7 separate regions of the Mus musculus genome follow, and all the other regions are linked to region 1. Evidence: chromatin loops called from intact Hi-C (ENCODE). Cell type or tissue: left cerebral cortex. All regions are shown on one strand. Each heading gives the region's core, and the rest is flanking DNA. Links, peaks and the distances in the headings are about the cores only.

Region 1 (4,447 bases), core at 145-4,144:
CTCCTTTCCCGACAAAAGATGAGAAAAAAAAAAGACATCTCGTTTCTTAAAACCAGCATTCCAGTTTGGAAGCTGGAGAAATGCTAACCGAGACCCTGAGAAAGGGTCAGGACAAACAGACCAGTCAGGCATCAAGGAAGTGACTTTCAACCCCTAGAGACTTTGGTATTATCCCGGGACTCCTTCTCCACTGAAGTAGTGCCTGCCTTTGTGACTCTTGACTGTCCCTTTGATTTTACACAGTGGAGGGTTTGTTCTACCTTTAAAAGCACAGCCTTTCCCTCCACCCCCACAACATCCTGACGGTTGAACAAGAGTTTGTTTTCTTTACTGACAATCTCCAGCCGTGGTTCTCAACCTTCCCAATGCTGTGACCCCTTAATACAGTTCCTTTGTCCTAGATGCACCCTGAGAGTGATTTGTAAATATTTCAAAGGAGTTGGGATGTTGCAGGGAGTCCCCCTAGTCATTGCAATATCCTAACTGTGAATTTGCTGTTATGAGTCATAATGTAAAGATCTGATATGCGACCTCTTGTGTTGACCCTCAAAGGGGTCAAGGCCCACAGGTTGAGAACCACTGAACTCGGCTTCTCTAGACTTTTTCTTTCCTTCCAAATGGCGAATTTAGCCACCTCACCAAAACAGGGACGGTCCAGACATCCCCCAGAGCAGGAAAGGGAAAAGTGTCGTTTTCTCTGCCCAGTCTTATTTTCAGGATGAAATTTAAAATGTTATGGTACCCAGTCCTTTGAAATATTTACAAATCACTCTCAGGGTGCATCTAGGACAAAGTAAAAGGCTAAGAAAATGTGGCCCAAGTGACTATGCAGAGGTCTTGGTGCTGGGTAAAAATACTCTCAAGTGGGGCACCCCCTAATTTTAAAATGGAAGCACTAATACTCACAATCAAAATGAGATTTTGTGGTGCTAGGATTGAATCCCCGGGGCACCCGAGCCCAGCTCTCTGCTCCAGGTCTCTACATTTGGTTTCCTATGCAGCCACTACAACCCCCCCACCCCCCAGCAGACTCCACTCACCACACCCCCAAGCCAGGCCTCAGGCTTCCCGCTGGGGTAGCATTTAAATGTTTTCAAACCCAGTGTCATTCATACTGATTTCTTCCTAGAAAAAGCAGGATTGTAACCACCAGGTTTTCATAATTATACACTCTGACCCACTCAGCTTTAGAAAGAGACATCTGTACACACTACATAGCACGTCTATGAAAAAGAGACCTTTAGAAACTGAAAGTAATATCAGAATTTAATTTCAACGTCTTCAAATACAATGAAAGAGTCGACTTTATGAGAATGTCCTGGGAATACTGAACCCATTTTTTTTTCATGTTTGCCCCCCTCCACCACCCCTTTCCCTTTTTCTCTTCCAAGATCAGGGCTTACTAAGAAATCTGTTTCTGAAAATAAAGTTTCTTTTTTTTTTTTCTTTTTTTCTTTTTCTTTTTGGCGAGGAGGGGGAGGAGGTGGCCTACATTCAGAAATGTCTTAGATTAGGCATAAAAAAACTAATAAATAATCATAATCCAAAATAACATTAAAATAAAATTACAGTACATAAATTGTTCCTACAAAGGTCCATTACGTTAGGTGATCCTTCCAAAGGTCCATAAATAAAGTCATCTCGACGCAAAATCTGCTTCCTGCAACTGTGATGAACATTATGCAGAAAACTACGAGGGAACTGCAAGCGCGCGTTATCCGTCGGGTGAAGTCCAAACTACTTGATCAGGCGCGGGGTGGGGAGACTCTGTTGGTTTTGATCCAAGTGAACTGAATAGCAATGCACTCTTCCCACTTTCCGAAGTCCTCAAAACCTGGAAAGAAAGGACACGGAATGAAATGAGTGACTCAGGAGTCAAGACCCTGTTCCCTCCCGGCCAGTACAAAGGACCGAGTGCCCAGAAGGACACCAAGGTCTTTACGTTGGTGCGGAGGCACACAATAAAGCAGCCCAAAGGAGGATGGCACTGAACAAGAGTGATCACCACGGTGGTGGGTAGGTGGTCCCCGTGCCCTGCTCCCTGGCGGAATTCCTCCGGCTCTTCTCTCCCCGCCCTGCCTCTACAAGCTCCGGCTTGCCCATCTTCTTTCCACCTCTCCAGAAACTTGAAACGATTTTTTTTTTTAAACTTTGCTTCGGGAGCGAAATCGGTCAACAAGCTTCCTACTCTTCCCAACAGCCATGCTGGCACGTTTCTAGGTGTCCCAGGTTGCCAGGACCTTACCTTGAGTGGCCCGGGTGCCGCCCTCTTCAGGCAGAGTTGGAGGTGCTGCGGAGAAGCCGGTGACCCTGCGGCTGCGAGTGAAGAGGCTGGTGCGCGTGCTGGAGTTGGTACGGGTGAGGGTGAGGGTGAGGGTGCGGGTGCGGGTGCGGGTGTGGGTGCTGGTGCGGGTGAGAGTAAGGATGAGGATGCGGATGCGGGTAGGAGTGGAGCTGTTGGGGTTGGGGTTGGGGCTGAGGTTGGGGCTGAGGTTGGGGCTGGGGTTGGGGTTGAGGCTGGATCTGCGGCTGGGGCTGGGGTTGGATCTGCGGCTGGGGCTGGGGTTGGATCTGCTGCGTCTGCGGAGGCTGCTGCTGGACCAGGTGCTGCTGCTTCTGCCTGGTAGACTTGACCGCCAGTATGGCCTGGCGATTTTTGTACTGCACCATCTGCAACGTGATCTCGGCGTTCCAGCCCTGGTCCTGGGGGCACCGAAAGTCGATCTCTTTGCCCTCCGTCATCACCACAGTGAAGTACATGTACTTGCCCTTGCGCTCCACGCAGTCTACAGTCTTCATATTGGAAAAGTGCAATTCCTTCAGCTTGACTGGTGGCTCAAGGCTGGCGACGGTGGGGCCACTAGGTTGGGACGGTTCGGCCGTCCCCTGCCCGGGCTGTTGCTGCTGCTGCTGCTGTTGTAGCTGCTTGGGCGGTATGAGCAGTAGCCCTTCCTCGGTGAGGATGCAGCACTTTTTCTTCCAGAGCTGCAGCAGCCCGTCGCTTCGCTTTTCCAGCACTCCTTCCTTCAGCGCCTTGCAGCCGCTGTTCTCCAGCATCCTTCCGGCATAAGGGGTGCTGCTGCTCCGCTCGGCCTTCAGGCTTCCAGACGCTCCGGCTGGGGGTAGCAGTAGCAGCCCTGCGCCGTCCTCGCCCCAGCGGCTTCCGCGGCCGCCCGCCCGGAGCGCGCAGAGAAGGCTGACTCGCAGGAGACAGAGCGGTGGCGGCGGCGGCGGTGGCTCGGGGTCCCGGCAGAGGGACAGGCGCGTCCTGACTCGCCACAAGATCCCGGAGCCGTGAGCGGGCTGCTCTCTGCCGTCCTCCGGCGAGCGCTCACTGAAGGGCACTGGCCGGGGCCCCTCGCGGCGCTTTTCAATGGGCCACCCTCCCCACCCCCGAGTGACACCCAGCGGAAAAGGCGGCTCCTGGCGCCCGCGCCGCGGGGGAAAACCCAGCTCCGAGAGGCGCTCGGCAGCCGGCGTACGCCTCATTAACTTGGGGCCTTCCCAGAGCCCGCCGCGGACACGCCCCCCGCCGCCGGCTCCGCCCCAGCCCCGCCGCCGGCTCCGCCCCCGCCCCGCCCCACCGCCCACGGCCGCCCGCGCCGCCTGGAAGCAGGTTCTGGAAACTCCTGGAGGCTCCACGCGGTCGCTGAGGTCGCCGCGGCTGCCGGGCGGCGACTGCCGACGCCCAGAGGGCGCCGAAAAACCATCCCCCCACGGACCGGCCCTTCCTTAGCAGGTGGGCTCTCCGCTGCGGGGGTGGGTAGCAGATCCAGGCAGGCCTGGGGAGCCACCCCTGGGGTCAACGCGGAGCCGACTCCAGACAAGGGCATAAAACTTAGGGGACGAAGTTCCATAGCGGGCATTACCCCCCCCCCCCCCATAGCTATGTAAACATCTCAGGGAACAAAACCCAAGAGTGCTTCGAGCTTTTTTGTTGTTGGTGTTGTTCAGCCATTAAATAAATAGTTGTTCCTGGGGGCAATTAGCTAAGGCAAAACAATAAAGCTACCAGTTTGTAGTGACAGGGAAATAAGGGTGGACTCACTCCAGGTATACATTCTTGACTTCCTTTCCTGCCACAGAACACAGGCAAAATAGCCAGACTCACCAAGCGGTTTTTGTTTTTGTGAGTGTATGTTTTGCTTGTGTGTGTGTAGTACGTATTGTATGAGAACGCAGGTCAGAAATCAGCAGATCCCTAGAACAGGTTCTGGGAATTGAACCTCTGCGAGGAGTGCCATCTCTCTAGGCCCTCGGGTTTCCTTCTAGATCAGACCTTGCAGTCCACAGCAGTAGCAGGGTAGGCAGATGTCCAGCATTGGGAGGTCATACACACAAGCCTTGGCGAATGTCCTACAAACACCTGTGGGAATCTGACTCTGGAAAGTCCTAGTCTCCGTCTTGCCTTTAAACCTTTCCTGATAAGGTAGACTATAAAGCACAG
Region 2 (4,447 bases), core at 217-4,216, 150 kb before region 1:
CGCCACACTAAGTGATGGGGAACAACAATGTCGTCTGATGTTTTTCACTGATAAGAGCATGTTTCCTGTTCCCTGCATACTGTTTGACTCTCTCCCTCCTACCCTCACCTATCTCTGCAGGAACGCCCACTTTCCTGCCTCCTGCTTGGAAGTAGACCTGACAGGATTAAAAGATTATTTCAAAATCAGAGCTCTAGGAAGACCACAAATTCACATTGATTTTTTTTTCTCCTATCTAAAAGTCTTTCTAATGGATCTAGCCACAAACCAAAATTTCTACTTAAAACTGTAGGGAGAAACAGTATGCATCCCTTTATGGAAGTGGAAACCACATACTCTACTATTTTGTGTCAACTGGACCTGTGTAGGACTAGAAAACACATTAGCCAGTGGGCTTACGCATCTGTTCGGGGAAACTCACTGAATTTGGTAGAAGTCTCACCTTGAATGTGGAATCCATTAAGTCTGAATGCATTAAGGAGAATGCATTAAGTCTGAACAGAGTTTTTTAAACAAATATCACTTGACAAAGGCAGTCTGAAGAGCAGACAAGTTCTTGTTTTTTGTTTTTTTATAAGTTTGCACTGTACTGGCCCTGAGCTACATGACAATAACTAAACACTAAGCAAACCCAGGGGCCGCTCCTGAGGCCTCTGCTCCAAGCAAGGAAGAACAGCAGGCAGCAGGTACCATGATGTTCCAGCAGCAACTTCCACGTGAGAAGATGTTGCTCCTCAAAGTAGCTAGCCACCCTGAAATGTCTGTGGGGTTAACATAGTACATCTATCTTTTTTATTCCATAGTGGGATTTGGGTTTGTCATGTTCAACTTCTTATTTATGAGACTCTGATTAAAGAATTCCATTAACCTCACCATCATTCATTTACTCTGTGGGTTCCCAGACAGTGGTGACCAGGGTTGGGAACCAGGTAGAGGCAATGTCCCTGGGTTACCAGAAGTAGTGCACGCTAGGGTCTCCTTTCTCTCTGAATCCATCAGTAAATGACTCTCAACAGAATCAGGTTTCCTTGTCACGTCTCTCAAAGAAATTTTATTTTGTTATCTAGAAAATTTTCTTAAAAGAAACATCTCCATTTTTAAAGCAACCAGATCCAAGACACAGCTCTATGCGCTCATCCAATGGAATCCATTCCCTCCCTCGACTCTCTCCACATACCAGAGGGCCAGCCTCTCCTGGGATCATCGTTTACTTCAACATCTTAGTATAAGTCTTTAAAACCACTTCTGAATCCTAACATGCCAGCTGTTTATCTACTCTCTTTAAGCTCCATCTTGGAGTCAGAAACCTAAATGCCCTTCACGAGACAGCTTGCTTTGTGCAGAGTGTCGGCTGGAAAAGTTACAATCAGCAGGAAACGAAAACAACCAGTGTGGCTTTTGGTTTTATCCATTTGGGTGACATTTTGGAAATGGAGCACTGAGGCCAAACCAAATCCCAGATTTCATTCTGACCAAAAATCCAAAAGGACAAACTTCATGAGGAACATTGAAAGCTCAGTTGTCCCCGGCTACAGCTGAAGGAGAAGCTTGGATTAAAACTGGCAGCGATTTACTTCCTACAAACATGCTTTGTTCCTGGCTAACTTGTCAGCTCATAAGGAAAAAGAAAGAAAGAAAGAAAGAAAGAAAGAAAGAAAGAAAGGAAGGAAGGAAGGAAGGAAGGAAGGAAGGAAGGAAGGAAGGAAGGAAGGAAGGAAGGAAGGAAAGAAAGAAAGAAAGAAAGAAAGAAAGAAAGAAAGAAAGAAAGAAAGAAAGAAAGAAAGAGAAAGAAGAGAAAAAGGAAAAAGCCCGTCTCTGCCGTCTCTGTTCAAGCAGCTGTCTGATTCACCACGCTGAATCCTTTCATGGCTGTCAGTACAAATGTGTTACAGAGAATTGATCCAAGACCTTTGCCTGAAAACCCTGGCACAGAGCACGAGCCTCTCCGATTTCCTACCGTGTCTTTCTCCTAATTCGATGACTTGCATTTTCAGGAAATGGCTATAGAAAATGTCATGTTTATCACGGAATTCCCTTCATTATTCTGCTTCCCAGAACCCTGGGGGTGGGGGTGGGGACAGAGCAGACCCACAGGCACAATAGAGGTGCTCTCTTCAGTTTCCAGTTTTCCTTCTCTATTTCGCCTTGAGCATCTTCTGGGCTAATTTGATATCTTTAAACTTGAAGTATTTGCTGAGTGAGTTGAGCAAGGTTCAGTGGCCACCCTGAGTTGAGTTGCTGGAGAGAGCTCAAATCAAAATAACAGCAAATCACTTTGTAACTACAAAGCTGCCTGCCGGTGAGTACACCCGGTATCATTCCCGAGAAGCTAGTAAATAAGTTGCCGATGTAGTGGAGACGCCTTGTTATTTCCGGGATTGTTCAGAGAGCCATGGATTCACCATGGAAAGTAGTGTAATGGCACCCTGCAGACTGGGCAGTGTGCAGCAGACAGACACTTTACTGACATCCACGTTCCACTTCTCACCTGGAATACCGCATTTCTCGTCCCCCACTCCGTACGTCTTTCCTGAGAAGTAGTATCCACCCAAACTGCTCTTAGAAACTGCAGTGTGAATCTGCAGTGTGAAACTGCAGTATCTCTGCCCTCCTAGAAAGGAGATTGTGGAAGTTCTGAACAAGTAGACATGATTCTCAGTTCTGACATATATTCCCCCAAATGACCTGGCATTTGTCACTGTGTCAATCACCAGTTCTGAGCTTCCTTTCCTAGGCTACCAGACTAGGGCTGGGATACCCTCCTCACAATTGGGAGATTTTCAGGGACCCTTCCCACCCGAGTTCTTCTTGGTGCAAAGTGAGATCAGTGAATAGCGAAACACAGCATTTGTTTAATCCAGGAGCATCCAACCTACAGCCCAAGGGCTTCATGTGGCCACACAGGACAAAGGACAGACATAGATGCAGCCCAAGGCAAAAGTATAAACTTACACAAAATGTTGGGAGATTTTTTTGTTCTTGTTGTAACTTTATTGCACAGTTCAGAAGCAAGAACTTTGTAGGTGGTGCCGTCATGCTATAGTGTAAAAAGATGGAAATGCCTACAACGTTAGACTATTGGATCAAAGTCTTAGATATCACTCCTGACATAGAAAAGTGTAGAAAAAATATCTCAGAGAGGACACACACAGACACACACATGCACACGCATGCACACATACATATACACGCATACACACACATGCACACACACATACATACACACACATGCACACACACATGCACACATACACACACATACACATACATGCACACACACACACACACACACATGCACACACACACACTCAAATCAGTACTGGCACATACAGAATAGTAAGCATGGTTCTATAGCTGTTACAGATCAAATACAATCTTCTCAGAAGTCCTGTATGAAATCTCTTTTTGTTTGTTTGTTTTTGTTTTGTTTTGTTTTTTCAAGACAGGGTTTCTCTGTAGCCCTAGCTGTCCTGGAACTCACTTTGTACACCAGGCTGGCATTGAGCTCAGAAATCCGCCTGCCTCTGCCTCTGCCTCTGCCTCCCAAGTGCTGGGATTAAAGGCGTGCGCCACCACGCCCGGCTGAACTCTCATTTTCTAGTGCCTCAGATCATGATTGTATTTGAAAAATCCTTAAAGAGGTAATGAAGGTTAAACAAAGTCATTATGATGGGCCCAAATTCAACATCACTGGAGTCTTTATACAAAGAGACCAGAACACCTACTTAGAGTAAAGACAGACATATATCTATTGTTAATCCTGAGATTCTCATGAGAAGAGCCAGTTTCACCATCTGGACCCATCTGAAACAAACTTTAATTAAATATTGACCAGGATGGGTGTTGGTCAAGACTACTCCCTGGAATTTCTAGCTGAGTAGCCCTGAGACACATTTTACAGGGATTTATAAAGGCAAACCAATAGTCTGCCATATTTTCCCATGAGGATTTGATATTTTCCAAGAACTACAACCCCCAGCATTCTAGAAGTTACCTGGTCCTTCAGTGGGTTAACTTTGGATCTTACACTGTATACTAAGGCAAAGGGCCTCAGAGGAAACCAACCCAGCTGACACTGGTATCTTGGATTTGCAGCATCCAAATTCAAGAAAAAGTTTCTATTTTTTTAAATAGAGTTTCTATTGTTTAAGCCACACAGACTCTGGTGCTGTGGTGTTTCCAGCAGACCAACACAACAGCCATTGATGTCCCTGTCCTCAAAAACTGTTCATCCCCAAACATAGGTGTAACTTAGGATTTAAGAGACTTTATTTGCTGGCTTAATGCAAACAAGAGATGTTTTCTTGTGTTTCTATGTTTCTTCTTACCCCAGATAGGTTGCTTCTTCATTCTTTCTCTTTCTGTGTAAGAACACACCTTGTGACAGCATGAGTGTTAAGCAATGAATCCTTTCCTTCCTGCTTGTATCAGTCAGGACAAGTCATGA
Region 3 (4,447 bases), core at 336-4,335, 190 kb before region 1:
ATTTCACATCACCTTCCAGTAACACAAAACTGGAGAACAGCCATTTAACAGCTGAGCTCCTGGAAGACATCCTAAAACCAAAATAAGCAAGGCCTGTTTGTTTATGCAAAAATACATTAGCTGTCCCTCTAAATATGCCTACACACACACACACACACACCATTCTTTCTCCCCTATGAAGAGTGTATTGAAACCTTAACCATCTGTTTATTCTTTGAATTCCATATTATGTGTTTATGCCATGTGCATACTCATGTTAATAAGCTTATCTCTTTTTTCAAGTTGATTTGTGTATTCTCAATTTTTTCATCATAATTGAAGCTTCAATCCATCATAAAAGGAAGGATAAATTCCCTTTGCTTCTCATCGTGTACCACAGCAGTTCCCTATAAGGGTGTTTCACAGGAGGCTGGCCCTGCCCTAAAATATCTCTTCAGCTCTGTCTGGACTTGGGATTCCAAGTCCCTCTTCTTCTCTCAAGTTTTCAGATCTGCTTTTAGTGACTCCGTGATCTAGAGAGCCACTGTGACCTTCCAAAGACTCAAAGGATCCTCTGCTTCTAAAACACCCAACACTCAGATCCCCTGGGCAAGCCACAGTCACCTTTGGGGTCATGTCTGTGTGTGTTGGCTTTTTGCCTTCTTTCAGAGACTGGTCATCTCATCTGTCCTTTTGTTCTTCATATGTGTCAGGAGTTTTCCATTTATCTGTGGAGGCCAGACTCCTCTAAAACAAATGACTGGCTCAACATCCAGTTCTAAATACTACTGCAGTCTCCTATTCTATCTACATACTGCATACATACCTATTGCAGTTCAGGTTAGAAGAAGTCATTGAGAAGGGTATTGTGGGAGACAGAGGAACCACTTTAAAAGGTGTCTACGCACAGACAGACTGTGGTGTATATATTTCTGCACCCCACATTCAAATCTGCCCATAACGACTTTCTTCTTTCTGTTGGCAACTTTCTCCAAACCACACACAATGTAACCACTGAAGAGTGCAGTTTCAGAGGCCATCATAGACATCAACAACAACTGAAGGTTTGTGGTCTCATGGTCATTGTGTATAGAGTTCTTATCTCTTTAGCATTTTCTACCTTTGTTCCCAAAAGGTCACCCATAACTTCAGAGGTTGCAAAATGACAAGCCATACCGTGTCTGCATTCATAATTAAGAATTTCACATTTAAAGCAATCCAAACTTCTCACTTCCATCAAAATGTGAGAGCTCTGGATATGTCTTCTCTCCTGCTAATAATGGGTTAATATCTTGAGATGGGTCACACCATCCCCAGGTCCTTATACTTCTGTCTATCACCAGTGACTAATAGGTTCATTCATATTCCTGCATGGCTGTCCTGGGCTAGTCTAGAAGGCTTTAGAATTCCTGGCTGGTACCTCATGTTTATCCTAGATGCTATCAACCTATTCTCCATTCTACCTCAGAGTTTATGCGTTCAGCTGCCCTGTGCAGGTTTCTGTTCACTGGAGCATTAGTCCTCGATAGCCTCTCTGCCTGTGTTTTCCCATCCCCTGCTTTCTCAGGCAAGCCTCCTCACTCTTGGCCTCTGTTTTGTCAGCCCCCCTCCCCCCACTTGACCTTGGCTAGTCTTCCCTTAAACCAATAACACAACTTGACATACCCTGAGCTGTTGGATGCCTGAGGGGAGTCTCGCTCTCTCTCTGTGTTCTAATGTTCACATTCCTATTTCAACATAGGGGTCATCATATATTGTCAGGACCCCAGAATCCTCTTTAAAAATTACTCAGATGCTTCTCCTAATGATAAACCCACAGGCCTGAGACCTCTCCATTCAGTGGGTAACCAAAGTTCCCGAGGTTCGTGAAAGCCTTGAGAAAAAAAAAAAAAAAAAAGATGAAATGGTTTGACCTTCAGGTGTAAGAGTTCTCCTTTCTTTCCCAGCCTGTAGCTAGCTGGGATTATTTTTATCATTTTTCAAAGCAGCAACATTTATTTCCTCTGCTCCAGTGAGCTGTGCAGATGCAAGGTCTAGAAGGAATATTTAGTGGTCACCATGGTTACCATTAGTCATATGAAGTTATAGCTTGTGTGCAGATAGCTCTCTGCACAGCTGTAAAAAGAAAGCAGGCTCCAAAAAGGCAGGCTTGTTGGGGCCCTGAGGAGTTTTCTTCTGTAATATGTCCAGCCCCTTGGGTAATTCATCTTAATATGCGAGTTTAATTCACACTTTTACAAAAATGTAGGCAACAGAGATTCCCAGAATACAAAAGCCAGAAGGAAACCTAGAGGTAATTCAGCCCCAGAAGAGCGAGGTCAAGAACATTAAGGACTGGAAGATACACAATAGGTCACCTAGAATCATTGAAAAAGATGTAATTAGAAGGTGCCAAGGCCAGGACTTCCTCTGCCTTTCCTTGTCCCTCATCCTCAGAGCTCTTAGACTAAGTCTTAGAAAGTCCTGGGTCTGACAAGAATTACCCCAGTTCTTGTGAATGACCCCACACAGATGTGCTAGACTCCTTGAAGGAGGGCTGGAGCCAAGAACCATATCTGTCTGCCAAAACCATGGTAGGCTTGGAATGTCATGAGTTTGGGGATTGGCTAAGTTCAGATGGAGGTCCTGGTTTGCTGGTGCTAACCAGCTATTTCAGAAGTGGTATCCTACCCATGCCAGACCTCCCTCTGTGGTCAAACTTCTTGCTGTCCTTTATAGGCTCTACCCTCCAGGCTCAGTGTCCAACAGAATTTCCCATCCATTAAGCATGCTGCTGTGCCTTATATTCTGTGACTTTGTGATTCTCTGAGGGTAGAAATAAAATTGTGTGTCGACTATCTTAAACAAGAAGTGCCCTGACATTATCCTGAGTGAGGTAACCCAATCACAAAAGAACTCAAATGATATGTACTCACTGATAAGTGGATATTAGCCCAGAAACCCAGAATACCCAAGATATAAGTTACAATTTGCAAAACACATGAAACTCAAGAAGGAAGACCCAAATGTGGACTCTTTGCCCCTTCTTAGAATTGGGAACAAAACACCCATGGAAGGAGTTACAGAGACAAAGTTTGGAGCTGAGACAAAAGGATGGACCATCTAGTGACTGCTGTATCTGGAGATCCATCCCATAATCAGCCTCCAAACGCTGACACCATTGCATACACTAGCAAGATTTTGCTGATAGGACCCTGATATAGCTGTCTCTTGTGAGACTAGGCCGGGGCCTAGCAAACACATAAGTGGATGCTCACAGTCAGTTAATGGATGGATCACAGGGCCCCCAATGGAGGAGCTAGAGAAAATACCCAAGGAGCTAAAGGGAACTGCAACCCTATAGGTGGAACAACATTATGAGCTAACCAGTACCCCGGAGCTCTTGACTCTAGCTGCATATGTATCAAAAGATGGCCTAGTCGGCCATCACTGCAAAGAGAGGCCCATTGGACTTGCAAACTTTATATGCCCCGGTACAGGGGAACGCCAGGGCCAAAAAGTGGGAATGGGTGGGTAGGGGAGTCGGGGGGAGGGTATGGGGGACTTTTGGGATAGCATGGGAAATGTAGATGAGGAAAATCCCCAATAAAAAAGAAAAAAAAAAAAAGAAGTGCCTTGAATCTAGAAGAGCAGCTTGCTTTTGTAATCTTAGCACTTGAGTGGTAGAAGCAGCACAGTGGTGAATTTAAGACCAGTCTGAGCTACCTAGCTAGGTCCAGGCTAACATACACTACATCATAAGATATATGGCAAGACTGGGACACTGGTTCAGGGGAGAAAGCCAATATGAAAACATTACTAGTGCGATTAATGAACTTTAAATACTATCTATATACTAAGTAGTAGCACTGCATCTATTTTAACCTTGGTGAATTTGATGATCCTGATCTAAATGAGTTAAATGAGAGGAAAGAATAAAAGAAAATGAGACAAAACATTAAACCAGATGCATCTAGCTAGATGACTAGAGGTGAATCTTTACATTCTTAATTTTCTATATAAATTTGAGATGGAGTCAAGGATATACATTTTAATTTCTTCCAATTTAAATTCCAATTTTAAATTCTTTCAATTCAATGCAGATGTCAGGTAAGGGCACACAATGTAAGCTCAAATTTACAGTTCCAAAACTCATTTAGCTCTACCATCCAATGCTGACCAAGTGAGAATATACAGAGACTTAGTCTTTGAGAGACATTGAGTGTCGTCAGTACAAATGCTTGTGAAGAATTATGCACTTTGTTTCCTGGGTTTTTTGCTTTCTAGATGATCAGAAATGGCCACCCCCCCTAAATTGTATGTAAACACAGAGAGACAGAGAGAGAAAGAACAAGAGAGATGGGGGGGGGGCGCATGGAACAGAATTGTTGTGACTTAGCACTTCACAGAGAGATTCCCAAGACCCCTTATCCACTTTCTGTACTGCAGATAGTCCTGATGCAGATGTGCACACCCCTGCTAAATAAGC
Region 4 (4,447 bases), core at 342-4,341, 57 kb before region 1:
GTAAGCGGAGTCGCCAGAAGGAAAGAGAAAGACAAAGGCACATAGCGAGGGGCACAGTTCCACTCCCTCTGTCAGAACAATCCCAGTTTGATCAACCCGTCTCAGAGCTAAATTCCCACACCAGCTTGAGATAATTAGCCAGTCTCTGAGGGAAAGCCTCCAGCATAGCAAGCCACAGGGGGACAGCGGATACAGAGAAGGCCATTCACTGATCACTGATGTGTTCCCAACCCTACACCAGTTGTCAGCTGACTTATCCTTCAGAAAATTCCATGAGAAATGACAGGGAAGGAGAAGTGGACTCGCTTTAACTGACTGGACGAAGCCTGGTTACGCACAAAACCTGGGAAGCTAACAATAGGGATGGAAGCCATTGTGTTGCTTGAGTAGAGCTGTACTGGGCACTGTCTTTGCACATGGCTCCCATTTCTGGCCTACTGGTAAGGACAGAAGTTTACACCAAAATGGCAATCTTGAGGCTGAGTAACAGGGTCCGTGTGCCCCCCCCCCCCAGTTACTTAGACAGACTGCCATATCGATTTGGCTCATGGAGGGATTTCTTGATCTCCAAAGTTTCAGACTTGGAGTGAACATCAAAGGCCAGGCTTCTGAGAGCCTCATGGCTACCCAGCCCAACCCTCCAAGGACTGATGAAATGTATCGCTTACTTTTCTCATGGCTGTAACAAAATGTCTAACTTAAAAGCAACTGAAGGAAAGAAGGAAGGAAGGGTTGTTGGCTCACAGTTTTGAGACCACAGTCTACCGAGGTAGGGAAGGCATGGGGCCAGGAACATAAGGCAGCTGGGGATGTTACATCTGCTGTCAGGACGCAGGACGATGAATGCAGGAATCAAGGGGCCATTCCAGCTCGCTCAAGGTGGGTCTTGCCTCCCCAGTTAAACCTTTCTGAAAACACACACAGCTAAAGGTAGATTTCTACAGTGATTCTAAACCCAGTCAAACTGATAGTCAAGATTAGCCCTTAGGCTGGGCCGCCCAGCCAGCCCTTACCAGTGTCTTAGTTAGAGTTACTATTGCTGTGATGAAACACAATGACCAAAACAAGTTGGGGGGCAAAGGGTTTATTTGGCTCATGCTTTTTTATTGCTGTTCATCAGTGAAGGAAATCAGAAGCAGAACTTCAACCGGGCAGGAACCCGAGGTAGGAGCTGATGCAGAGGCCATGATGCGGGGGGTGGGGGGTGGGGGGGTTGGGTGCTGCTTACTGGCTTGCTCCTCGTGGCTTGCTCAATATGCTTTCTTATAGGACCCAGGACCATCAGCCCAGGAATGGCACCACCCACAAAAGACTGGGTCCCCCACCACCACCACCACCACCACCATCACTAATTAAGATAATGCCCCACAGGCATGCCTACAGCCTAATGTTATGGAGGTATTTTCTCAATGGAGGCTCCCTTCTCTGGTGACTCTAGCTTGTGTCAAGTTCACATAAAACTAGTCAAGATTGTGAGCCCACAGAAACAAACTTTGGGACCCCCCAAATTTTTTTCTTTGACATATTTCAAGCTAGCTTTTCTGACAGACTAGGACAAAATCAACTGTAAAAGGCTGCTCACTTATAGAAGCAGCTTTCATCATTCACATGGGTAAATGGACAGCTACCAGGTGTGAGGGGACACTTGCTCCTGAAATCACCCTTCTGCCCAGAAAGGATCCTTGCACAGAAAGGCTTGGGAGCTCTTGACAGTGGGCTCAAGAGATTTTCACAGGTGGCTGATACTCAGGAGATTATCTGTGTGAGAAAATGGCCCTAGTTCACTGTGCACCTCTCTCCAGCTGCCTTTCCTAGCTTCCTCCTGGCTGCTACCCTCAGAGACTCAAGCCTCTGTGTGTGTGTGTGTGTGTGTGTGTGTGTGTGTGTGTGTGTGTGTGTGTGTGGTGTCTTCTCTCTTGTCAATCTGTCTATTGCCAGTCTATTTCAAACTCAATTATCAAATCGTCATAGGACAAAGAATAAACTGAAACCGTCCCTAAGGAAACCATCTGTGCTGGAAGAAAATTAGCCTGCATACAGCAAGACAGCCAAAGTCATGGGTGATTTTTATTTAAAAACAAAAGAAAAAAGGAAACAGGGAAGGAAGGGAGATTCGGTGTCTTTCAACACAAGGTAAGCATTGACCTGTGACCCCGAGGAGCTGAGGATATTGGAGAGATGTAAGCGATGGAATTAAAGCCTCCCATTCTTAACTGAAGCAATGGCCTTCAACACTCATCCCTCCAGGTGTCCATCCAACAAGGCTCACGAAGGGTGTCACACGCTAGACACATCCTTTGAGCCAGACAACAACGGCAAATATAATCTTCTGTCAACTGTGTAAACCTGGCTTGCTTGAGCAATATCTAAAAATGGAGATAAACCAGAGAGGAAAGACCAGAATTTAAACCAGGAAAAATGTTTACATTCTTAGTGTCAGGTGCAAATTCTGGCAGTTAGACAATAGCCAGCGTTCCTCAGAAAGCCCATTCCCCTGACTAAAGGAGCCAGCCATATCTTTATCTCTAACAGAAGGGACAAATGGCTATAATGGCTATCTGTGTTTACCTTTTAGCATGCCGGACTTCATACTGATTTCTGGGCTCCTTCAGTATTGCAAGCACTGCTTACACACTTTAAAATCCATGCTGGCTCCTAGCTCTCTACTCTAAAATTCCCCAGCTCAGAACTTCCCTTCCCCCAGCTTCTAATTCCCTTAAACCCCTGCTATTCTGGCAATGGGCTCTCTTGCCCCTCCCCTCCTCTTGCTCATCTTTCTCTTCCTTGCTTGCCCCACCCCCTTCCCATAGCCAAGTCCAATCTGCTGGCCACTTCCTCTCCCTGCTCTGGACTCTTCCAGATGATTCTGGTTGTTCTTGACCTCATATCTGGGGGTGGGTGGGGGGTGGGTGGGGGGATCCTCTCAAGCATACCTTGAATCTGTCTTGTCATCCATTTATATAATTAACTTATGCAGTATACAGTTTTCTTTTCAATGTATATGAATCCTCTATTTTCACCACTACAATAGTTGAGGCTGGTTGAATGTGGTTTGGGGGTTGGTTTGTTTAGTTGGTTGGTTTGGGGTATTTTTGGAGACAGTCTCACACTGTGGCCTAGGATGGCCTAGAACTCTGCTTGGGTAGACCAAGCAGAACGTTCACCGTCTGGAGTACGAAGACGGCAGGTACAAACCATTTTATAAAGCGATTTGTTTAGCCTCTGTGTCGGAAGCTGATCGTGTAAACAGCATGGTGCTCATGCAGGAGAGACTCATAACAAATGACATTGTGGTCGGAACAAAATAAAACAAAGAGACGTCAGGTCCCATGGTGTCCACAGACTGTTAGCCCTAGGAAGCTGAGGCAGGAGACTTGCTGAAGGTTTGAGGACATCCAAGCTATGGAATGAGACACTGACCAAACCAAACCAAACCAAATCAAACCAAACCAAACTAAACCAAACAAATGGGAAAAGGCTGAGAAAGAGCACACAATCCTGGGTTTAAACCCAATAATGCATAAACCGGGCAGTGGTGGCAAAAGCCTGAAACCCCAACATTCAGGAGGTAGAGGTGGGAATTGTCACAAGTTCGAGTTCTTGGCCACATAGTGCGGATGAGGCCAGCCTGGGCTACAGGAGACCTTGTCTCAGTATTATAGAGAGAGATCGACTAGTAAGGCAGGGACTAGGGATGTGTGGAGCTCACTCTGGAACAACTCATTCTCTGGGAATAACTGGAGTCCCACGGGAATTCGGCTCTTCCTAAGGCCACCATTTAAAGGTCCCCCTCTCTCTTAATATCACCTCATTAAAGACTTCTGCACATGAACTCAGGATAACCACCTAATAGTCAGGATAGCTCACGTTGTCTTCTCCCAGTGTGTGAATAGTACTGTGTTGTGGCTGATTTTCTCACTTGCTACAGTCAGCTAAATTTGTTCAGCAAATTACAGTCAGGCTAAAGACTAATTTCCTAAGTCCAAAGGAGCTTGTATTCACTTCTAACCAGTGAACTAGACTAGTGGACTAGAAGGTGGGGGTTAGGATGAAATGGACCCTAAAGCCCCAAAGTCCCACTTACCCTATGGATTCTGAGACAGAGTAGAGAAAATGGCACCACAACTCCCAGCTGACTATGGGCTACGAGTGCGCCATGTCTTGATGGGATCTGTTTATAGCCCTGCGTATACCTGGGTCAGGCAAGGGAGGGGCATTTCCTCAGTGCGTATAACAACACAGAGTCTGGTGTGCTTGGCCTCCAGGCAGGCTACTTGAGAGGGAGCCCAAAGCACAGCTGGGTGTGGTTTGAGCTTTTGCTGAGAACAGCAGGGTAAGTGTGAGGTGACCCAGCTCCTGCAAAACCAACCTATCACCGATCGCTTCTTCAAGAGCTTACATTACTTCACGCCAGCAAGTAAGCCAGTAAGATTCTTCCTCATCAGCA
Region 5 (4,447 bases), core at 327-4,326, 410 kb before region 1:
AACTACTAGAAGCTTCTGCAGCCACTGATAAGAGAAACCGTGGTGCCCAGAACTAAAGCAGTAACAGCAGGGGATTTAAGAAGCATTTACAAGATGTTAGACTGGTAGAATCAATGGGGATTTTGTTGATTCATTCACTTGTTTAATAAACTTTTATTGAATTGCCATCATGTTCTGGGCATTGTTGTTGGTTCACAGCAAGGAAGAAGGCAGAGAAGAGCCTAGTTCCCCTGGAGCTTGTGTTCTAGTGGAGAGAGACAGACAAAGACAAAGTTAACAAGAAACTAACTCAATCACACAAATCAGAAGTCAGTTCTCAAAAGGGGATTAAAGTGGGAAAAATGGCATTTTATTGCTGGAAATCTAAAACGGTTAGGAGTGGGGTTTGGAGAGTGCCCAGAGACCGAGGCAAAGACGATGAGCGAATGGCCATGCTACATTAACATGAGGGTATCAGAAGGGAATACTTGGCATGTAAGATTTATTTTATGAATAGGAGTACATTGTAGCTGTCTACAGACACACCAGAAGAGGGTGTCGGATCCCATTACACATGGTTGTGAGCCACCATGTGGTTGCTGGGAATTGAACTCAAGAATTGAACTGCTGAGCCATCTCTTCAGCCCCAATACTTGACATGTAGAGCCTTGCAGACCCCAGGAAAATGCTAAGCTACACCCCCAACCCTTAGAAATCTCAGAAGATCTGAGAGGGTAAGATACTGTGTTAGGTTTGAAAGACTCAGGAGACTGTGACCAAGAGAACGCCTTTGGTTTCTGTGGTGAAAATGTGAGAAGATGATAGAAAAGCATACATGCTCAGGCGCATACATGCTCAGGCGCATACATGCACACCTACAGATTCTTAGATACCACATGAACTCCAACCTCACCCCCAGAAATGGCGTAGTACCAACTCTGGGTCCAAACTGCAGTGATATGGAAAGAGGGGGAGATATAAAGGATGTCCGGCAGGCTGAGACTGACTCCGTGATAGGTCATTAATTCTTTCACAACATAGAATCATCATCATGTGTACAATAAGTGCCATGTTGTCCTGCATTCAACACCCACCACCAATTGTTTCCTGGTTGGACTTGGTACAAGTGCTCCTCCACACGTACATATTATTAGTGAAAAGAGCTCAGAAGAGAGTCAACCAATGCTCTGCCTCAGGGTGTACTCTACACAGAGCTTCCTGTCCACCTGAACTTTTGAAAGGCACCTGCACAGTCCCCAGAGAGGATAAGCTATTATAAAGCCTAATCCCAACAGAGCAGGGCAGCCATTAAGCTAATGAAGGAGTCAGCTCTTCTTCCTTGCCAGTTCCCTCAAGTCCCAATTAGGCAACTTAAAACCCCAAATTCCAAGGATGCACTGAGACTGAAAAGTCCGATTTTTTTTCCTCCTTCTTCAGACAAAGTGAGACAATAAACCCAGTGAGGTGTGTAAAAGAAGGAAGAAGCAGAACTAATAAATAATTCTTCCCAGTCAGCCTTCCATTACAAGCCCCATGGCCCCTGCCAGCGAGCGATGCTGAATGCTGTTAGTACTTCCACTGAGTTTACTGTGGGTTGTTTGTGTGCAGAAAGTTCTCCATGAGGCTGATTGAGATAGGATCTGGCCATTGGGTTTATACAGAAATTGTTCATAATTACAAAGGCCTCACTGGTGGAATCTTCCAACGTCAACACTGAAGGACATCCCACCTTCAAGAAAAACAAACAAGCAAAGACGCTAACAAGCAAACAGAACAACGTGCCTGCAGGAAAGGGCACACTAGGAATAAATGAAAGCTTGTTTTCTAATGTAATGCTTTATAAACAGGTCTTTTTTTTTTTTAAACTACATTTCCCATACAGCAAATGACAATGAATGGTTTCTGCCCAGATGTAGCATTCGATGATAAGAGGAAGCTCCAAAAAACTTAGCATGCCCATTTAAGCTGGGGGGCTGGGTGGGAGGGGTGGTCATCCAGGTAACAGAACTAGGACAAATAGATATTAAAAGAATAGAACAGGATATAAACGAGATGATGTGTCGATCTCAAAGCCACATCCCAGGACTGACAGACACTCAACCAACGCGGCAGGGCTGCTGAGGGATTAAAAGCAGTGTCTCCTTCCAGTGTTTGTCTTTGGTTTTTCTGTATATTATTTCTTTCCAATTTGTTCAGTGTCAGGAGATTGCCGGTACATGCTTGAACTCAGGCTGTTTTTATGTTGTCTAAGAGGGCAGTGCCACAGACACAAAAGCCCCCTCACTGAGTCTAGACATGAGGGGATATCCAGTGACGGAGTGTGTGCACCCGTTTGTTGTCCTCTGCCTTAGAAAAAAAGAGTCAGCTGTAGTCTATGAATATGAGTCTATAATCGTATCCACCCAAGCTGGGCTAGAAACACCTGCCACGTTCTGGGTTCCTTACTGCCTCTGTTAACTTTCCATTAAAACTGTGCATTCATCATATAAAATAAATAGCTTATATCATGTCATTTCCAGATATCCACATCATTATGTTTTGTTTTCATTCACGTCCTGTAGTGCGCTCCCCTGCCCCTCCCTCCCAATAGTTCTCCCCCTAAACCCTTCTTGATTTCATGCCACAGAGATACAGTCACCCCTCCTGTTCCCCGTTAGACTTCTCCATACTCATAGGCTCATTTCGACTTTCACGCCTGTCGTATACACATGTTGTATACTCATGTTGTATACATGCTGTATATAATATTCACAAGGCGCTTGTCTTTCTAAGCCTGCTGTCTTTTGCGTAAAATAATGTTCTCCAATTCTACCTGTAACATTCTTCTTGAGAGTAAAATGAAATCCAAGAAGATTCATTATAGAGAGCTTCAATTTATCACTCAACTTATCACTACATTAGGCTGGCACTTAAAAACAAAAAACAAAAAAATTTTATTTGATATTCAAAACAACCAAGTAAGCTAGGGTAGTGGCCCATACTTACAATCCCAGCACCCGGGAGGCTAAATCAGGAAGGTCATGACTGCAAGTCTAGTCTGTGCTACATAGTGAGACTCCATTTCAAAAGAACAAAACGGAAAAACTATCACCGCCAATGATACAAAGTAAAACAAAGACAAAACAGATCAAATATAGGTAGCGTTTCTAGTTTAAGGATTCAGGCATTGACAGATTATACCAGGTCTGCCTGTTCTAAGGAAGTAAGAAAATACTTTACTCTGAACCAAGTTGCGTAGTTTGTGTATTGTCTGAATCACCGTCTTAGCCTAAGTCTGCTGAAGGCTGGAGGTGTGCCATGCTTGGGGACTTATTCCAGTTTAAAGGAAAAGTTAAGAGAATGTCAGGCCAGGAGAAGAGGCTGAGAGTAAGTGGCTGTTAAAAGGCCTTAGATGCAGTCCCTCCAGTCATCTGGGCTCTTAGCCTGCAACATTTCATCGTTCTACAACCATGATTTCTGTTCAGCCTTGGTCAGTCTACAAGATATTTAAAACAGGTGCAGCCGATTCAGAGAACTTTACTTCACAGGAGGAAGCTGAAAACTGTAAAGGCCATTGGTCTAACATTTAACAGTAGCAAGGAGAATATTTTATCTTGGGACCCTTTAGTACTGAAAATAGTTCCGTGTGTGTGTGTATTGTGTGAGTGTGTATGTGTGTATGAGTATGTGTGTCTGAGTGTGTCTGAGTATCTTGTGTGTGAGTGTGTGCATCTGGGTGTATACGTGTATATGTGTGTGAGTATGTGTATCTGGGTGTATATGTGTATATGTGTGTGAGTATGTGTATCTGGGTGTATATGTGTGTGAGTGTGTGCATCTGGGTGTATATGTGTATATGTGTGTGAGTATGTGTATCTGGGTGTATATGTGTGTGAGTGTGTGCATCTGGGTGTATATGTGTATATGTGTGTGAGTATGTGTATCTGGGTGTATATGTGTATATGTGTGTGAGTATGTGTATCTGGGTGTATATGTGTATATGTGTGTGTGAGTATGTGTATCTGGGTGTATATGTGTATATGTGTGTGAGTGTGTGCATCTGGGTGTATATGTGTATATGTGTGTGAGTATGTGTATGTGTGTGTGTACGTGTGAGTGTGTAAGAGAGAGTGAGTATAGGTCAAAGGTCAGCCCTCTGTATTGTTCCTCAGATGTTATCCGCTTTGATTTTTGACACAGCCTCTCTCACTAGCCTGAGGCCAGCTAAGTAGGCTAGTCTGGCTGGCCATCAAATCTCAGGACTCCTCCTGTCTCTTTCTGCCACCTAAACTCTGGGATTGCAAGTGTATGCCACCATGCCTCACCTTTCCACGTGGCTTCCGAGCATCAGACTCGGGACTCCATGCTTGAACAGCAAGTGCTTTAGCAGCTGAACTCTCTCTCCACCCCACAGACTCTAAATCTACAAGAAATCTCACATCCAAGAGGAGTGAATAATTATGTTAACCTGGTTAAATTACTCTCCCCC
Region 6 (4,447 bases), core at 132-4,131, 370 kb before region 1:
TTGAATTGCCAACATCACACCGTTGTGTTTGTGTCCCTCCACCATGAAGACTAGAGAGCGAGAGCTCATCCTCTCAGGTCCCCTGATGCCACCGAGGGCTCTGGTGGTCAAGTTGGAATATGAGCGGGCAAAGTTGGCCAATGTTTCCTCTGCTACCCTTCTTTCTGCCGGGAAGCTGGAAGGATGATGTCAGAAAAGAGGGAAAATGCTTAGCCAAGAATTCCTATTGCACACAAGTGATTCCCTTCGCTGATATGAGCCACTCTGTGATATTATTCTGGAATTATCGCCTGGACACAACCCATCAGATGTAACTAATTTAACTATAGGGTCTGGCAAACACAAGGCTAACCCCCAGGTGCCTAGGGACAGGCAAGTTTTACTGCAAACCGTAGGGTCCTGGTGAGGATTGATATTCTATATCAACTTGACAGGCCCACGGGATGGCCAAATGCTCAGTTAAACACTATTGTAGGATCTACAAGGACATTTCTGGGAGGGATGATGAGTCTATAGACTGGTTATAACCACTTCCCTGTTTAGTGAGGGTGCTCCTCATCCAACTGACCTCGAACCAGAATCAAACTGAAAGGCAAAAGAAGAGGCTATTCCTCATGCCCGCACTGAGGGCTAAGAGCTGGCATTTTCCTCTGGGACTAAAAAATGGCAGCTGGTGTCTCAGTCTAACCCAGCTTTTACAATAGAACTCACTAGATTGACTTTCCCATTCTCAGCAGACTTTTGGACTCAAACTGGAGTTATATCATCGGGTTTCCTGGATGCACAGCTTACTCAATGCGCAGCTTGGAAATGCTCCCTCTCTCGAACCACATGGTGCAAACCTTTCTCCCACATATGCGTGCATACTTACATAATCACATATTCACACATATATGCATAAATAATCTCCATTTTCTTTGGAGGATACTGACTGAGAGAATCTGAGAAAAATGTTACCTAAAAGGATCTTGATCGTGGATTAAGCTAAACATCCTGTGATGGGAAGATTCTTCGAGGGACACCACATATAATCATAAGAGGCTTCATAGAAGTGGGGTGGGGGAAGATCAGAGCCACAGACAGAGAACCGAGAATGCAGAATTCAGAGGGAAGAACAGAGGTTCCGTTCCTTCCTCTGAATGTAGAAGAGCAGACCAAGAATCAGTGTCAATCAACTAAGACATAAAAGTGGACTCTTCCCTTAACACTGCCGAGAACGGGACCCGTATTAGACTCTGACCCCCCTAATTACAAAATTAAATTGTTACCCCTCAAAGTGTATATGGTAATTTGCTACAGCGAACGTAGGAAACTAACACAGCTGTCTTGTTGCTAGGATCCCCAAGGACTCACACAACCTCTAATCATCCCTAAATCCACTTGAGACACCGCAGGGGAATCAGGAGGCTGTGCCTTTCCCATAGATTGAAGCTTCCCCTTCAGATCCAACGAGACGCACAGTATAGACATAAAGGCAAATCTGGATTCTTTTATCCAAGAGTGATTTTTTTTTCTTCAAACCCAGCTACCCCTACAGGCTTTGTGACTAAGCTGCATTCACCAAATGGAAATTTCATTTGCGTGACATTTAATATGGAGCTCTCTGAATGCATGATTAATTCTTGCAGATGTGAGATTAACTCATTATCAGATTTACAGAAGGTGGCGCTGCCATGAGAGAGCCCGTCTCTTTTCCGCAGCCTCTGCCAGGTTACTTCGCTACCCAAATCGTTCCGCCCCGAGGAACAACAACTCCTGGCATCATCGAAGGCGAGCTGGGGTCTCATGAGCGATTGGTTCAGAAGATTGCATCTTTATTATTGACAGTTCCCCCGAGGGATTTTGGGTCTCAAGTTCTGCTCCGAGACTTGAATTCATTAAAGGTTTTCCATCTTGAGCCAGTTTTAATTAAACTGTGCTCCCTTGCTCTTAAGTGTCCCGTGGCTCATTTGCCGCAGCAGGTTGCACGTAGTAGAATCCAGCTGTTGAGTGATTCTGACATCCCACACACTCCTGCTGTCATTTCAGGAGACCTACACGTGGCTCTAGAAGGTTAGCCGTTTCTTTAGCTAAATGTTCACAAAAGTATGGCTTCTTTACCACGGAAAGGATCAGAAAATGAAATCTAAAACTAGTATCTCAGTTTGCATTTTTTTTTCAGGAAGTAAAACTGGTATTTAAAAACATCCATGAGCAGACACTGTGCTGGTGGCACTGGTGTTAATATCATTGGATGACTTTAATGTTGTAAATACGGGTTAATTTTAGCTTTCTTCACTAGGAAGTCCATCTGCCTCGTGATTAAGCTGTTGGCATGATATGATATATGATATACAATATATATGATATACATGATATATGATGTATGATATATGATATAGATATGATATATGATATGATATAGAGATATGATATATCCTGTATGATATATGTGGTATGATGTATGCTATATGATTATATGATATATGATATATAATAGATATGATTTTTGGATGATTCAAACTTTGCATTCCTTCTCCAATAGGGTCCTTAACTGACTGAAGCCAATATTTTGGGCAAAGTGGAACAGCTTTCTGTTATTTATTTATTTATTTATTTATTGCTGATAGCAATAGCACAGCATCAACTGCCTCTCCTGTTGCTTGTCATCAGTCTCCTGAGTGATATTGTGGTCTGGACAATACAAATTCTCCCTCATCACTGTGGGTTTTTGAAGAGTCTCTTTGTTCAGCCAACCATCTAGTGAGTATTCATTGGGCATCTCCCTTGTGAAAGGCCTCGAACAAGACACCACACAGAATGTAAAACCATTAAGATAGGCTCTATTTCCTGGCAGTTCCCTATGTCAAGTTACCCACGATGATTGCTTCTAAGCTTAGGGACTCTGCATTGCCTGGATCTGGAAATTCTTGTGGTGCATCTACAGTGGCTGAGTCAGTACCTGCAGTATGAGTGACACAGGGAACAGGGTGATGGATTGCAGGCCATCCCTCTAACAATGGTCACTGATCACATGGAATGTAATGAGAGCCAAGATGACAGCAGCCAAATTAGAAGCCTGTCCCTAGCCAGTCACAGTGCCTGGGCCACTGGAAGTCTTAAAGGAGAGATTAGTACCTAAGGTGCATGGTGAAAGTGTGAGGTCATTTCGAAAGAGAGACAGAAAGAGATAAACATGGAGAGAGACAGAGACACACACACAGAGACAGAGAGAGATGAAGGAGACAGCATTAATAAAGACAAAAACAAACACCACAAGATATACCTTTTAAACAGAACATGAAAAATTTCAGCAACCGACTGGCTCTTTACTTAAACTTTAAAGCTAGTTTCTTTTCCTTTCATAAAAAAGAGTATATAATTACAAACAACAGACACAAGCCACGGACTGTCCTCTGGAGTTCAGTGTAGTTATACATGAGCAAGCGAGAGAGCAGAGAAATGGGAAGAGTATCGATAGGAAGAGAGTCAAGATTGCTATGAAGCTGTCAAATGAAGGTAGTGTCACATATGTTACTTTAAGAACACTGTAAGAAATTAAAGATGTGTGTTTTCATTTCAGTAGCAACCCGCAAAATAAACACTGAATTGTATAATTAAAAGGCCGACCTTGGAACAGCAGTGTGCACCTTTGATCCCAGCACTTGAAAGGCAGAGGTAGAAGGATCTCTGAAATTGAAGCCAGCCTGCTTTACATAGTGAGTGAGTTGCAGGCTACTCAGGGCTCCAGGGTAAAACTCTGTTTCAAAGAGATGCACTGAGCGTCAGGAGTGGTGGCACAAGCTTGTGGTCCTACCTGATTCGGGCAGGCAGACAGAGAGCGAAGCCAGCCCGGGCTTTATAAAAAGACTAGGTTATATAGTGAAACCCTGCCTCTAAAAACTACAAAGTCAATGAGAAAACAAACATAAAAAAAAACTTAAATTATTGATGTAAACTAAAGGAAAAAGAAAGAAAGAAATCAATGGACTAATTAAAAGGGAGAAGAAACACCCTCAAAGCTAGAGAAAGTAGCCAAGGAGCTAAAGGGATCTGCAACCCTATAGGTGGAACAACATTATGAGCTAACCAGTACCCCGGAGCTCTTGACTCTAGCTGCATATATATCAAAAGATGGCCTAGTCGGCCATCACTGGAAAGAGAGGCCCATTGGACTTGCAAACTTTATATGCCCCAGTACAGGGGAATACCAGGGCCAAAAAGGGGGAGTGGGTGGGCAGGGGAGTGGGGGTGGGTGGATATGGGGGACTTTTGGTATAGCATTGGAAATGTAAATGAGTTAAATACCTAATAAAAAATGGAAAAAAAAAAAAAGAAACACCCTCAAACAAAACTGCACTGATTATAAGTTTAGACAAAGAAAAGGCACAATAAAAAGTAAAGATCACTAGGGTTAATGACGAACAGAGCAAGACCCAGTTATCTTATTTAATGCAAGATTCATTTT
Region 7 (4,447 bases), core at 246-4,245, 450 kb before region 1:
GGACTCCCTTTACCAGCAAGGCCTCCCCTTGTCTGGGGAGCCAGTCCCACCATACCCTGTGCCTGTGGAAGGTCAAGTAGTCCTTGGCAGACCTACAAGTTCAACTTCCTCCTTCTCCATAAGAACCCGCCTAGCAAGTACTTGGGACTCCTGGAATGCCTCTCCACACAATGAGGACTTTCCAGTACTTTAAACTTCAGCCAATGGAACTTCACCTCAAGAATCCCTTCACATTCTCCATGTTCCTATATATAGCCCTTGTTCACCCCAATGAAGTGTATATGTATAAGCCCGCCCCAAATAAAGGTATGCACACAAGCTAGGATTGTCTAAGAGAGCTGTTTTATTGAAGATTGTTAGAGAAGGTCTTTGTCTAAAAGAGCTGTAACACCAAGATCCTTGGAAAAGCCCTCCCCCACCTCTTTCTGCAGATCCCCACTGGTTCCGGACTCTTCTTCACCCTTCCAGCCCAGTGTGCAGCAATGTCTGGACATCCCAAGACGGAGGAAGTGGAGGACGTGAAACCACAGCTGGACCCCCACATGCATACCAAAACAACTCGCCAGGACTCGCCATTTTTTATACAAGTGCATTAGTATAGTGAATGTACTAGTATAGTGGTTGAAGTTCCTTAGAGACAAAGAGAGAGACTGACGAAGAAAAGGAACCAAAACTCTTGAGTTATTTTACAACCTATAGATGTGATATCCAGTATTACATAAACACATATATGATTATATAGATATACTTGCCAATCTTGCAACGTCTTTTATAGAAAACACTGAAAAATCCCATGCTAACAAGGAGGTAAGTGGTGAGCTCTGCCCTGAAACCTGGCAGAAAATTTGAAAAACAAGATGGAATAAAAGATAATTTTGTAAAATGAAAACAAAAGCAAAAATTGGTAGATTGTGTCATTACTTATGCTTATAACTGTTGGGAGTCAGACCTGGGACAAACAGCTGAGGTGCGTAGTTTACAAACCAACATGAACCTGGCCTCCAGGATCTCCCAGCATCCCTCAGTTCTTACCTGGCACACCCAGCCCTCTACCCTGAACTTTCCAGCCCAGGGGCTGGGCTTCCCCTCCCCAGAAGCTCTTCCCTACATAATCTAGACATTATGGTCTCCATCTTCTTCTCCCTCTGTGCATGCTTTCTCTCTTTCTCTCCCCCCTCCCCTCTGTCGCTCTCCCAATGGCCTAGTTCCTTGGGACTAATGAAGCCTCTTGAGAATGGCTTCCCAATGAACCTGCCTTTATATACTCTAATCTGGCTTGAGTTGGCTCATTTTACTGATGGAGAAGTAACTTATCAATAACATGTTTATGGGCTAAGAAGTGACAAATTACTGATGCTTGATTCAACAGATACCCAATAAACTTTACTTGGCTTGCCTAGTGGTTTGAAATGAATGATACAGAGACAGTGTATCAGTTATCACAATCACCATAAGCCGGTGGTTCCCAACCTTCCTGATGCTGTGACCCTTTAATACAGTTCCGCATGCTGTGGTGACCCCAACCATAACATTACTTATATTGGTACTTTATAACTACAATTTTCCTACTGTTATGAATCATAATGTGAATACCTGTGTCTTCTGATGGGCTTGGAGTCGTGACCCACAGGTTGAGAACCTCCGCCTTGAGGTCAAGCTCCACCTATTTAGACCCCAATTTAAAGGGAAACGAAATCACTATGTTCAGTTCACTTGTCTGTCTCTGTGAGAGGAAGGAGTCTGAGTTTCTCTTTATCACCACCAGGGGGAGCCCTCATGCTCTGTAAATATACCCGAACATAACTGATGTTTCAAAATCACCACTGCTAACTGTGGTGTCTCATCCTGCAGTGAGCACAGGGTTTACAATTAGACCTAGAAACAGCAACAGGTGAGTCCTCTCTCTGTAGCACATCTTACCTTGGGTAACCAGCTACTGCCTGACATCGGTCCACCTCTTACCAGGCATTCTGTATAGTGGGGAGGGGCGGGGGGGTGGGGAGGGGGGGTTGCACAGGAAATTCTCCATCCCTCCAGATCTTAAGCAACATCTCTATTCGGAATGAAACTACAAAATTAACTCTGAAGCCATGGGAATGGCACTCAAAAAGTAAGGTATTGAAAGCATAAGGCAGACAGCAGAGTCCAAAGATAGTTAGGACAAAAATAATCCCCACCACACACTCCCTCGGTGGACTCCAATTGGCTAAGGTCTGAGGATGAAGAATATTCAGACAAGCTGCACATTCCACAGCAGCCAGGCAGCTCATGACGGTCCCTCAGGGGTGATCGCAACAGGCACAGTCTTACCTTTTCTAGCTCTCCAACGAGAACATCTGTGTGATTTAGTTTCCACCCCAGGCTCCCATCTATTTATCACTCCAGGGTACCCAACGTCTCCTCTGAAATGCAATATTTTCCTAGAAATCTCTCTCCTTCTCTGCTCATAGATTCACACACAAGATGGGCTTGAATGCTCCTCAATTGTGGAGAAAGGGGGCAATGAGAAAGTCAGAAACCGAGCAAACGGGAACCTCTAGTCTAGCTCAGTGTTGATTCTTTGTTCAGCCTCTACTGTGACCTCAGTGACAGACAGCCTTGGACATTCTGGTGACTTGAGGAAACAAAAAATACGATCTCTTCCTCGTGTTGGTTAGCATTTAAATATTTTTTAATAAAGGTTTGTTTTAGGGTTTTAGTGCTGTGAACAGATACCATCACCAAGGCAACTCTTATAGGGACAACATTTAATTGGAACTGCCTTACAGGTTCAGAGGTTCAGTCCATTATCATCAAGGTGGGAACATGGCAGCATCCAGGCAGGCATGGTGCAGGCAGAGCTGAGAGTTCTACATCTTCATCTGAAGGCAGCTAGGAGAAGACTGGCGTCCAGGAAGCTAGGGTGTGGGTCTTAAAGCCCACACCGACAATGACACACCTACTCCAACAAGGCCACACCTTCTAATAGTGCCACTCCCTGGGCCAAACATATACAAACCATCACAGTTTTTTGTTTGATTTTGTGAAATTACTATGACTTTATTTGTTGACAATTTCACATGTCTGTATAATATATTCTTGCCACTCTTGTCCCCCCACCCTCTCTTATCTGCCTCTGTCTGCCATCAACCTTCGACAAAGTCCCCATCCTACTTTCATGTCTTTCTGTTCTGGTTTTGTTTCACTTCAGGGCCCACTGGGCTTTACTGTGGCCTGATTAGTATATTTTGAATGATAAGTTCTGTCATTGATTCATTCTGTGAAAATATATCTAACAACAACTTCATCACCCAAACAGCATTAGGCTTTAATATGATTGACATCATTCCTATCTACATGTGGACATGTGGGGAAGAAGAGGCCGAGTCTAAACTAACCTAAACTAAATGGCTGGTGTTAACTAGGCAGATACTAAACTAACCTGAACTAAATGCATAGCGTTAGCTCTTCAGTTCTGTGTTCCACATGGTGGTCACACAGTACAACAGAAACACACTTCGGTGTTCTTCTAATTATTTCAAATGGTAGGAAATAAACCAGGGCATCAAATGACTTACATTGTGACATGGTGGGGTGAATGGCTTGATTTCCTAGGCTTCAGTTTTCTCACACACAGCTAGCAGGGCTTGGATAGAATTGGCAGGTTCTTTCCAGTACCAAGGTAACAGGATCCCTGTCAAATGCCACATGGTGCGTTTACATCATTGTAACCACATGTCTGACAAGGACAAGTTACAGATGGGAATAATGTATTTTGGCTGAGGGTTTCAGAGGTCTCCATAATTTAGGAATAACAGAGCAGAGCTGCTGACCTTGGGGCAGGAAGAAAGCAGAGCAAAGAAACCCCAAGAAAAGGTCAGAGTTAGACATTGCACCCCCAAAGGCACACCCTAACAACTCTAGCTAGGACCCACCACCTGTCGATGTTCCCACAATTTCAGGATATGCTTTCCACAAATTTAGAAGATGACCTAGTTCCTCGCTATAGAAACATGTTTAACTTTATTGTGAAAGAATGCAAGCAAGATATTCTCTCTAGACAGTAAAAAACAAACAAAACAAGCCAAGCAAACAAACAAACAAAAACCGTTACCCTTGAATCCCAGCAGTCAGGAGGCAGAGGCAGGTGAATCTCTGTATGTGTGAGGCCAGCCCAGTTGACAAAGCAAGTTCCAGGACAGCGAGGGTTAAACACAGAAACCTAGTCTTGAAAAACTGAGAGAGAGAGAGAGGGAGAGAGAGAGAGAGAGAGAAAGAGAGAGAGAGAGAGACTATTGTCCAGCATATGAGCTTATGGGAGATATATTCTTTCAAAATATAATATTCCCTTAACCTCTATGGTAGATTTTTAGGGCTTTTTGGAGACCCAGTGGCAACAACAGTTATATTGATTTTTGCCTACAGTGGCAACAGTGAAGCTCAACACTGCAACCCTAAGGCTGGAAAT

The links. Peaks named below come from ENCODE experiments on the same cell type or tissue, not always from the same donor. Only the 100,000 strongest peaks of a DNase experiment are listed, where the experiment ranks them.
Region 2: a loop joins it to region 1, with 3 times the contacts of the local background. A loop is called at or near these places in 12 of 42 quality-filtered maps.
Region 3: it touches region 1 in a loop (2.9-fold over the local background); 2 of 42 quality-filtered maps call a loop at or near these places.
Region 4: a loop joins it to region 1, with 4 times the contacts of the local background. A loop is called at or near these places in 17 of 42 quality-filtered maps.
Region 5: it touches region 1 in a loop (5-fold over the local background); 35 of 42 quality-filtered maps call a loop at or near these places.
Region 6: it touches region 1 in a loop (4-fold over the local background); 2 of 42 quality-filtered maps call a loop at or near these places.
Region 7: a loop joins it to region 1, with 6 times the contacts of the local background. A loop is called at or near these places in 30 of 42 quality-filtered maps.

Annotation. Positions count from the first base shown.
Region 1 is chr10:111,505,447-111,509,893 of GRCm38, reverse strand. Phlda1 (pleckstrin homology like domain, family A, member 1) reads right to left here and starts at 3,608. Exons shown (of 2, transcript NM_009344.3): 1 at 2,246-3,608; 2 at 1,245-1,834. The coding sequence starts at 3,489. The coding sequence ends at 2,272. In left cerebral cortex, for the core only: CTCF peaks have their summits at 2,264 (motif pointing left) and 3,340; DNase peaks (open chromatin) are centred at 1,799, 2,326 and 3,378; H3K4me3 peaks cover 3,722 bases; H3K27ac peaks cover 3,371 bases.
Region 2 is chr10:111,656,570-111,661,016 of GRCm38, reverse strand. No RefSeq gene overlaps it. Among named protein-coding and RNA genes, the nearest start is that of Gm40763, 22 kb to the right of the region's middle. In left cerebral cortex, for the core only: no CTCF peak of the experiment used is centred there; a DNase peak (open chromatin) is centred at 1,931; H3K4me3 peaks cover 363 bases.
Region 3 is chr10:111,692,062-111,696,508 of GRCm38, reverse strand. All of the region lies in intron 2 of Gm30624 (a long non-coding RNA gene), which reads right to left. Among named protein-coding and RNA genes, the nearest start is that of Gm30624, 9.3 kb to the right of the region's middle. In left cerebral cortex, for the core only: no CTCF peak of the experiment used is centred there; a DNase peak (open chromatin) is centred at 2,052.
Region 4 is chr10:111,562,661-111,567,107 of GRCm38, reverse strand. No RefSeq gene overlaps it. Among named protein-coding and RNA genes, the nearest start is that of Gm30193, 8.9 kb to the left of the region's middle. In left cerebral cortex, for the core only: no CTCF peak of the experiment used is centred there; a DNase peak (open chromatin) is centred at 1,927; H3K27ac peaks cover 514 bases.
Region 5 is chr10:111,915,206-111,919,652 of GRCm38, reverse strand. No RefSeq gene overlaps it. Among named protein-coding and RNA genes, the nearest start is that of Gm20758, 43 kb to the right of the region's middle. In left cerebral cortex, for the core only: no CTCF peak of the experiment used is centred there; no DNase peak of the experiment used is centred there.
Region 6 is chr10:111,879,058-111,883,504 of GRCm38, reverse strand. No RefSeq gene overlaps it. Among named protein-coding and RNA genes, the nearest start is that of Gm20758, 6.9 kb to the right of the region's middle. In left cerebral cortex, for the core only: a CTCF peak has its summit at 1,651 (motif pointing right); DNase peaks (open chromatin) are centred at 821, 1,570 and 2,014; H3K4me3 peaks cover 633 bases; H3K27ac peaks cover 951 bases.
Region 7 is chr10:111,955,248-111,959,694 of GRCm38, reverse strand. No RefSeq gene overlaps it. Among named protein-coding and RNA genes, the nearest start is that of Krr1, 15 kb to the left of the region's middle. In left cerebral cortex, for the core only: a CTCF peak has its summit at 1,765 (motif pointing right); DNase peaks (open chromatin) are centred at 1,777 and 2,205.